Linked DNA regions of Homo sapiens: region 1 is linked to region 2. Evidence: read pairs that join two places in POLR2A ChIA-PET (ENCODE). Cell type or tissue: Panc1. All regions are shown on one strand. Each heading gives the region's core, and the rest is flanking DNA. Links, peaks and the distances in the headings are about the cores only. Region 1 overlaps EXD3 (exonuclease 3'-5' domain containing 3). Region 2 overlaps NOXA1 (NADPH oxidase activator 1).

Region 1 (2,895 bases), core at 143-2,642, 68 kb after region 2:
CTATGGGAGCGCGGCTTATGGAAATTATTAATAGCAGCTCAGGCCCGTGGTACGTGCAGGCGGTCAGGGCCCGGCCGTGCCCCGATCGCAGCCAGTGTGGCCTTGGAGCGCTCGCGGGGTGCCCGTCTCCGCCTCGTGGGAAGGGCTAGGACCCCCCAGGCCTCAGGATGCGCTGAGGCTGGGGGTCCTCAGCCTTGGCCCGTCCACTGCAGGCACCATTGTGTTCTGGGGCCCGCAGATGGGTCGTGTGGGAGGTCACGGCTTTGCGCCTTGCCTTGACCCCACCTCCTAGCCTTCCTCTGGCTCATCAGCAATCCCCGAGCAAGGCCCTGGGACCCAGGCTGTGTGGCCAGCCACCCCCTTGAGTCCCTGCTGCCCCATCCAGGCCAAGCCCAGGCCTCCCACCTGTCCCAGCCTATGCAAGGCCTGGCTCAGCACGGGGGGGCTTGTCTGCCAGGCCAGGCCCCTCGGCCTGAGGGCCACGTGGCTGAACACGGGAAGGCCCTGCACTCCGGCCTCAGTGACCAGGTGCTGGTGCAAAAGGGTGGTAGCCCCCTCACCCGCCGTGCTGCCTGGCCCCTCCCAGGCCCTGAGTAATCTGCCGCCTTTGTGTTTGCCAGGCAGCCACGCTGGGCGCGACGTTGAAGCTGCAGTCGGAGCTTGGCGTTGAAAAGGTGAACGTCTTTCTCATGTAAATTGTTTAGGTTCAAACTTGGATAACGCCCAGGTCTCTATAAACAGTGTTTGTTGGAGGTCGGGAGTCCACCAAGCCACAGTGGGGGACAGCAGGGCCATCGGGGGCCGGCGAGGGCCTCCAGAGCCCCCTAAACCACCATCCTCCTCATGGGCTGACCCCAAATCAGACGCAGCCGCACGTACACGAACCCCGTGTCCAGCTGTCCCCTGAAGCCCTGAGTGTGCTCCGTGCAGCAGCTGGGGCCACCCCTTCCCTGGAGTGGGCACCAGCTGCCTCGAGGACACGCAGCCCATGTGCTTCTGGGACCCTCCTCTGCTGCACGCCTCCACCGTGCAGTGGGCTGGGGGAAGCAGTCACCTAACTGTGAATTTCCGGACAGATGACACAGTCCTCGAACCCACAGTGTCTGCAGGGATGGCAGATCCAAGCTTCTACAATGGGACTTCGTGCACATCACAGGGACACAAGGGGAACCTGCTGGTTAAGCAGGGGCAGGGTGGGGGAGTGAGCACCCCTCGGGCAGAGCCAGGTGGGGACGGGACGCATCCTGGTCTCCCTAAAGAGGGAGGGGTGTCTACACAGCCTGCAGGGCTGTGCTCCGGGCGATGGGTGCAGACTCCAGGTCTACAAGAGCTGGGGCCAGAGAGGGCTCTTGGGGCTTCGCGTTCTGCCCGAGGACTGTCCCCCAAGGCACTGCTGGGCAGGTGGGCCCCATGCAGTCGGCGCCAGGCAGCCTCACCTGTGGGGCAGAGGAGGTGGGGGAAGGGAGGTGAGGAGTCTTCTTCGAGGGGCGTTGTCTACGGGAATTCGTTCTTGCTGAGGGAATGGCTGGTGTGCCCCAAGGCCCAGCGCCACAGCCAGGGACTCCCTCAGGGCCTCTTGGAGGCACCGACAGCGTGTGGGTCTTGCAGACCTGCTCGGGAGGCAGTGCTGGTACCATGTGCCACGAGAAGGCATTTCCGGACTACCAGGGCTACTGCCAGTGGTTTGTCTTGGTCCTGCCTCCCCACATTTGGTGACAAATGAGCTTCCCCAGGGTCCCCCTTGCCTCTTAGGGCCTCCAGGCCTTCATCATGGAGATGGGGATGGCCACAGAGCCCAGCAGGAGCCTTGGGCGAGTGTGTGTGAGCGTGAGCACTGGCCGGGCGAGCACTGCTGGGCCTGGACGGCCTCTGGGCCCCTTTCGTTCTGACACTTTGGCCGCTCCCTCTGGGTTGGAGGTGAGTCAGGTTTTGGCTGAGGTGGCGGAGGCTGTGGCCTGACCGTGTGTCCCCCTGCAGATGAGCATCCCACTGCTCCTCCAGGACAAGGTGGCCCTCGTGGAGCGCTATGTGGCCGGCTTCCCGGACCTCCAGAGGAGGCTGCTGGTCCTCATGGATTCCTGGTGCCAGCCCGGCTTTGACATCAAGGACGTTGCCAGGTGAGTCCCGTGGGGCGCTGGCAGCTGGCACCAGATGGCATCCTGGGAGCCCTGGTTAGGGAAGGGAGTGTAGGGGGGCAGCAGGCGCGTGGGAGAGCTCTCCCCAGGAAGTTCTGGTGTTTGGGTCACAGCTGCCATGTGACTGCAGCTGGAGCAGCTGCCTCTGGAGAGGAGCGGCTGGGGCTGGCAGGAGCACAGCCCTCTTCTCCCGAGTGAAAAGAGTTAACTGCTCTTAGAAGAACGAAAATAATTCTCCGTGGTGGCTCTTCTCATGCAGGCATGGCAACCGTACTGCTTTCTTGTTCATCCATTCCTTTGTTCTTTCATCTAATAAAGTTTTTGGAAGCACTTGGTGTGTGACGTCTGTCAGCAATTACAGAGAAAAGGCAGCACCTGACAAGGAGCCCATATGGTGCCTGTATGGATTCAGGGAAGCCATGTGCATGTGTGTGCATGTGTGTGCATGTATGTGTGTGCCCATGTGCATGTGTGCCTGCAGGTGTGCATGTGTGTGTCTCTGTGTGTGCACGTGATATGTGCGTGTGTGCACGTTTGTGTGTGCCTGTAGGTGTGCATGTGTGTGCATGTATGTGTGTGCCTGCAGGTGTGTGTGTGTGCATGTATATCTGTGTGTGCATTGTGTTCGTTTGTGCAGGTGTGTATGTCTGCGTGCATATGATGTGTACATGTGTGTGCCTGCAGGTGTACGTGTGTTTTCGTGCATGTGGTGTGTGTGTGCATGTATGTGTGTGCCTGTAGGTGTGTGTTTGTATGTGTG
Region 2 (2,895 bases), core at 144-2,643:
ACAGGGTATGGGCGCGGGGCTGGCGTGGGTCATCCGGCCCCGGGGAGGGGCACAGGGCCGCAGGTGTGCGGCTGGTGCTCAGGCCTCCCTGCCCTCTGCAGAGCCGCCCGGCTGCCCTGCTCCGTCACCCGTGCTACCTCAGCGGCTACCAGACCACACTGGCCCTGGGCCCGCTGTATGAGTCACCCTGTGTCCACGCCACGCCCCCGCTGAGCCTCCCCCAGAACCTCACAGTTGAAGGGACAGGCAACCCTGGAGCCTGCGTCTCAGCCATCCGGGAACTTTTCAACTTCTCCAGCTGCCAGGGCCAGGAGGACTGCGCCTTTGACGGGGTCTACCAGCCCCCGCTGCGGGGCCAGTTCTATGTGAGCACCTACACTGCCCCCACCAGGGGTCCGGGCTTCCTTGTGAGGCCTCAGGTGCCTGTCTGACTCCAGCAGGCCCAGGAGGGGCCCAGGCTGGCTCTTAGGGGCTCTGGGAGCCCGGGTGGGGTGGATCTGGCCCAGCGTGGCCACAGCGAAGGCACAGCCACCTCCCCTCTCACTCAGGCCTTCTCCAACTTCTACTACACCTTCCACTTCCTGAACCTCACCTCCAGGCAGCCCCTGAGCACGGTCAACGCCACCATCTGGGAGTTTTGCCAGAGGCCCTGGAAACTGGTGGGTGGGCCCTGGGCTCCCTGGCTGCAGCGAGGGTCCCTGAGGGTACAGGGCTGCCTCGGGCAGGATGCTGGAGCCTCATTCTGGGCAGCACGGCCAGCAGGGCCGGGGGAGGCAAGGGCAGAGGACAGCTCCAGGCCGTGCCACTCCAGGTAGGAGGCTGTGGCCACGGCCGCAGCTGGGCCCAGCCTCTGGCCCGCCAAGAAGGGGCCGCAACCCGCACCACGTAACTGGTCGGTGGGGCCAGGGAGGGGCTCTCTACCACTGCCCGGCACCCTCTTGTTGTCTGCGTGCTCAGGTTGGCCAGGACAGATGGGGCGGTCCCCGCATGACTGGGGATCAGGGGCCCTCACCTCGCCTCTTGGTCTCCTGGGCCCCAGGTGGAGGCCAGCTACCCTGGGCAGGACCGCTGGCTGCGGGACTACTGTGCCTCAGGCCTGTACATCCTCACCCTCCTGCACGAGGGCTACGGGTTCAGCGAGGAGACCTGGCCCAGCCTCGAGTTCCGAAAGCAGGTGACTGCCTCCCCTGGGCGTGGGCGGGGCGTGGGCGTGGGCAGGTCGTGGTCCTGGGGTAGCTGCCCCGCAGCCCTGAGCAGCCGTGTGTCCCGCAGGCGGGCGGTGTGGACATTGGCTGGACACTGGGCTACATGCTGAACCTGACCGGGATGATCCCGGCCGATGCGCCGGCTCAGTGGCGGGCAGAGAGCTACGGCGTCTGGGTGGCCAAAGTGGTGTTCATGGTGCTGGCCCTGGTGGCGGTGGTGGGGGCTGCCTTGGTCCAGCTCTTCTGGTTGCAGGACTAGTGGGAAGGCGGAGGTGGGCCCCCACAGAGCCCACAGGCAGCTGCGTCCCGGATGCTGGAGGCTTCCTGAGCCCTGAGCGCCGTGGGGCCTTGCTCTGTGGCTCTGCCCACGGTCAGGTGACAGCCACCTCCAGGGCACCGTCAGGGTGGTGCTGGCCACAGAGGCTGCATGACCTCCCCTCCCGGCGTCCCTCCCCCAACCTCCTTCCGCAACTGGGCTTCCAGGGCCGTAGGTGCCTTTCTGCACACAGGCCGCCAGGACTCGTGGTGTCTCCAGGCTGTGTGACTGCAGGGCCACATGCTGCCTGCAAACAGGGCAAGACCACGGAGGCACAGGGGTCCTGCTCCTGATGGGGCCTCAGGAGGGGCGGAGAGGGGTGGAAGGGAGGGAGCTGCCCCACCTGGACCCCCGCTCTCCCTGCTGTTGTCTGAGCAGATGGATGGAGTCCAGGCCTGGGGGCTTCTGCTGGGCCAGCCCGGCCTCCCACACCCACTTGGAGGGTGAGACTGCAGTGGGGGTTGTTTTTATTAAAAGCATCATGGACACAGCATCATTAGGGCTGATCTCCCTGCTGGGATCGGGGCAGGCGGCCGGGGGCTCCTGACATCCGAGGGCCGGCGGGGACCACGAAGCACTTGGGGAAGATGCCGATGCGGCCGTCACAGTGGCCCTCCAGCCATGCCTGGTCCACTGCAAGGGGGACATCGGGCTCTGCAGGGCGTTACCCAGGCGTGGCCTCTGGGTGCCACGTCTGCTCACAGCACAGGCCGAGCTCTAAGCCCCCCACACCCCGGGCACCACGGTGCTGCCTGGGAAGGGCCATGCCCACCCTACCTTCACACAGGACGTCCACCGTGTCCCCCTGTCGGAAGCCCAGGTCCTCTGGCCCCTGGGCGGAGTAGCTGTGCTGGGCCACCACCTGGTAGAGGACCGGCCGACCCCCGGCTCCCTGAGGCAGGAGAGTGGGCTGCAGGTCGGGCCGGGCACTGGGAGGAGGGGCCTCCACCGCCCCTCAGGGTGCCCCTGCCCCTGCCTCGCCCTTGGCTCACCCTGCACTGCAGCTGCAGCCCCCTGGGGCAGGCAGCTGCGTCCTGCCAGGCCCTCTGCAGCGACTCCTCCTCGGGGATGGGGACCCAGTGCCCGTCCTCACCTGGGGCTAGGTAACTGCAAAGAGATTCCTCAGAGGGGGCCTCCTGGGTGGGGCCTGCAGGGAGGGCAGTGACCTCTGCCACCCCCTCTTCCAGCAGCTGCCTCAGTCGGGGCGGTGCCCAGCTCCACCGCAGCCACCGGGGGCTTTCTGGCCCACCTGAGTTGCCCAAGCTGGGCCTGGTGAGGGAGGGCTTGGCCCAGCAGTGCCCGCAGGCTGGACAGGTCGGCTCCTCTTCGTGCCCTCAGGGCCACTGTGAAGGCGCACTGCACGGTGACAGTCAC

The links. Peaks named below come from ENCODE experiments on the same cell type or tissue, not always from the same donor. Only the 100,000 strongest peaks of a DNase experiment are listed, where the experiment ranks them.
Region 1: POLR2A ChIA-PET joins it to region 2 with 5 read pairs; 3 of 35 experiments call an interaction of 5 or more read pairs at or near these places.

What each region holds. Positions count from the first base shown.
Region 1 is chr9:137,365,715-137,368,609 of GRCh38, reverse strand. EXD3 (exonuclease 3'-5' domain containing 3) reads left to right here. Exons shown (of 22, transcript NM_017820.5): 6 at 621-674; 7 at 1,978-2,117. Among named protein-coding and RNA genes, the nearest start is that of EXD3, 56 kb to the left of the region's middle. RefSeq lists an enhancer at 1-372. In Panc1, for the core only: no CTCF peak of the experiment used is centred there; no DNase peak of the experiment used is centred there.
Region 2 is chr9:137,433,483-137,436,377 of GRCh38, reverse strand. NOXA1 (NADPH oxidase activator 1) reads right to left here. Exons shown (of 14, transcript NM_001256067.2): 11 at 2,771-2,895; 12 at 2,514-2,628; 13 at 2,299-2,413; 14 at 1,972-2,154. The coding sequence ends at 2,018. ENTPD8 (ectonucleoside triphosphate diphosphohydrolase 8) reads left to right here. Exons shown (of 10, transcript NM_001033113.2): 7 at 102-365; 8 at 549-659; 9 at 1,040-1,174; 10 at 1,273-2,014. The coding sequence ends at 1,464. Among named protein-coding and RNA genes, the nearest start is that of ENTPD8, 6.4 kb to the left of the region's middle. RefSeq lists silencers at 68-117, 79-333. In Panc1, for the core only: no CTCF peak of the experiment used is centred there; no DNase peak of the experiment used is centred there; H3K27ac peaks cover 501 bases.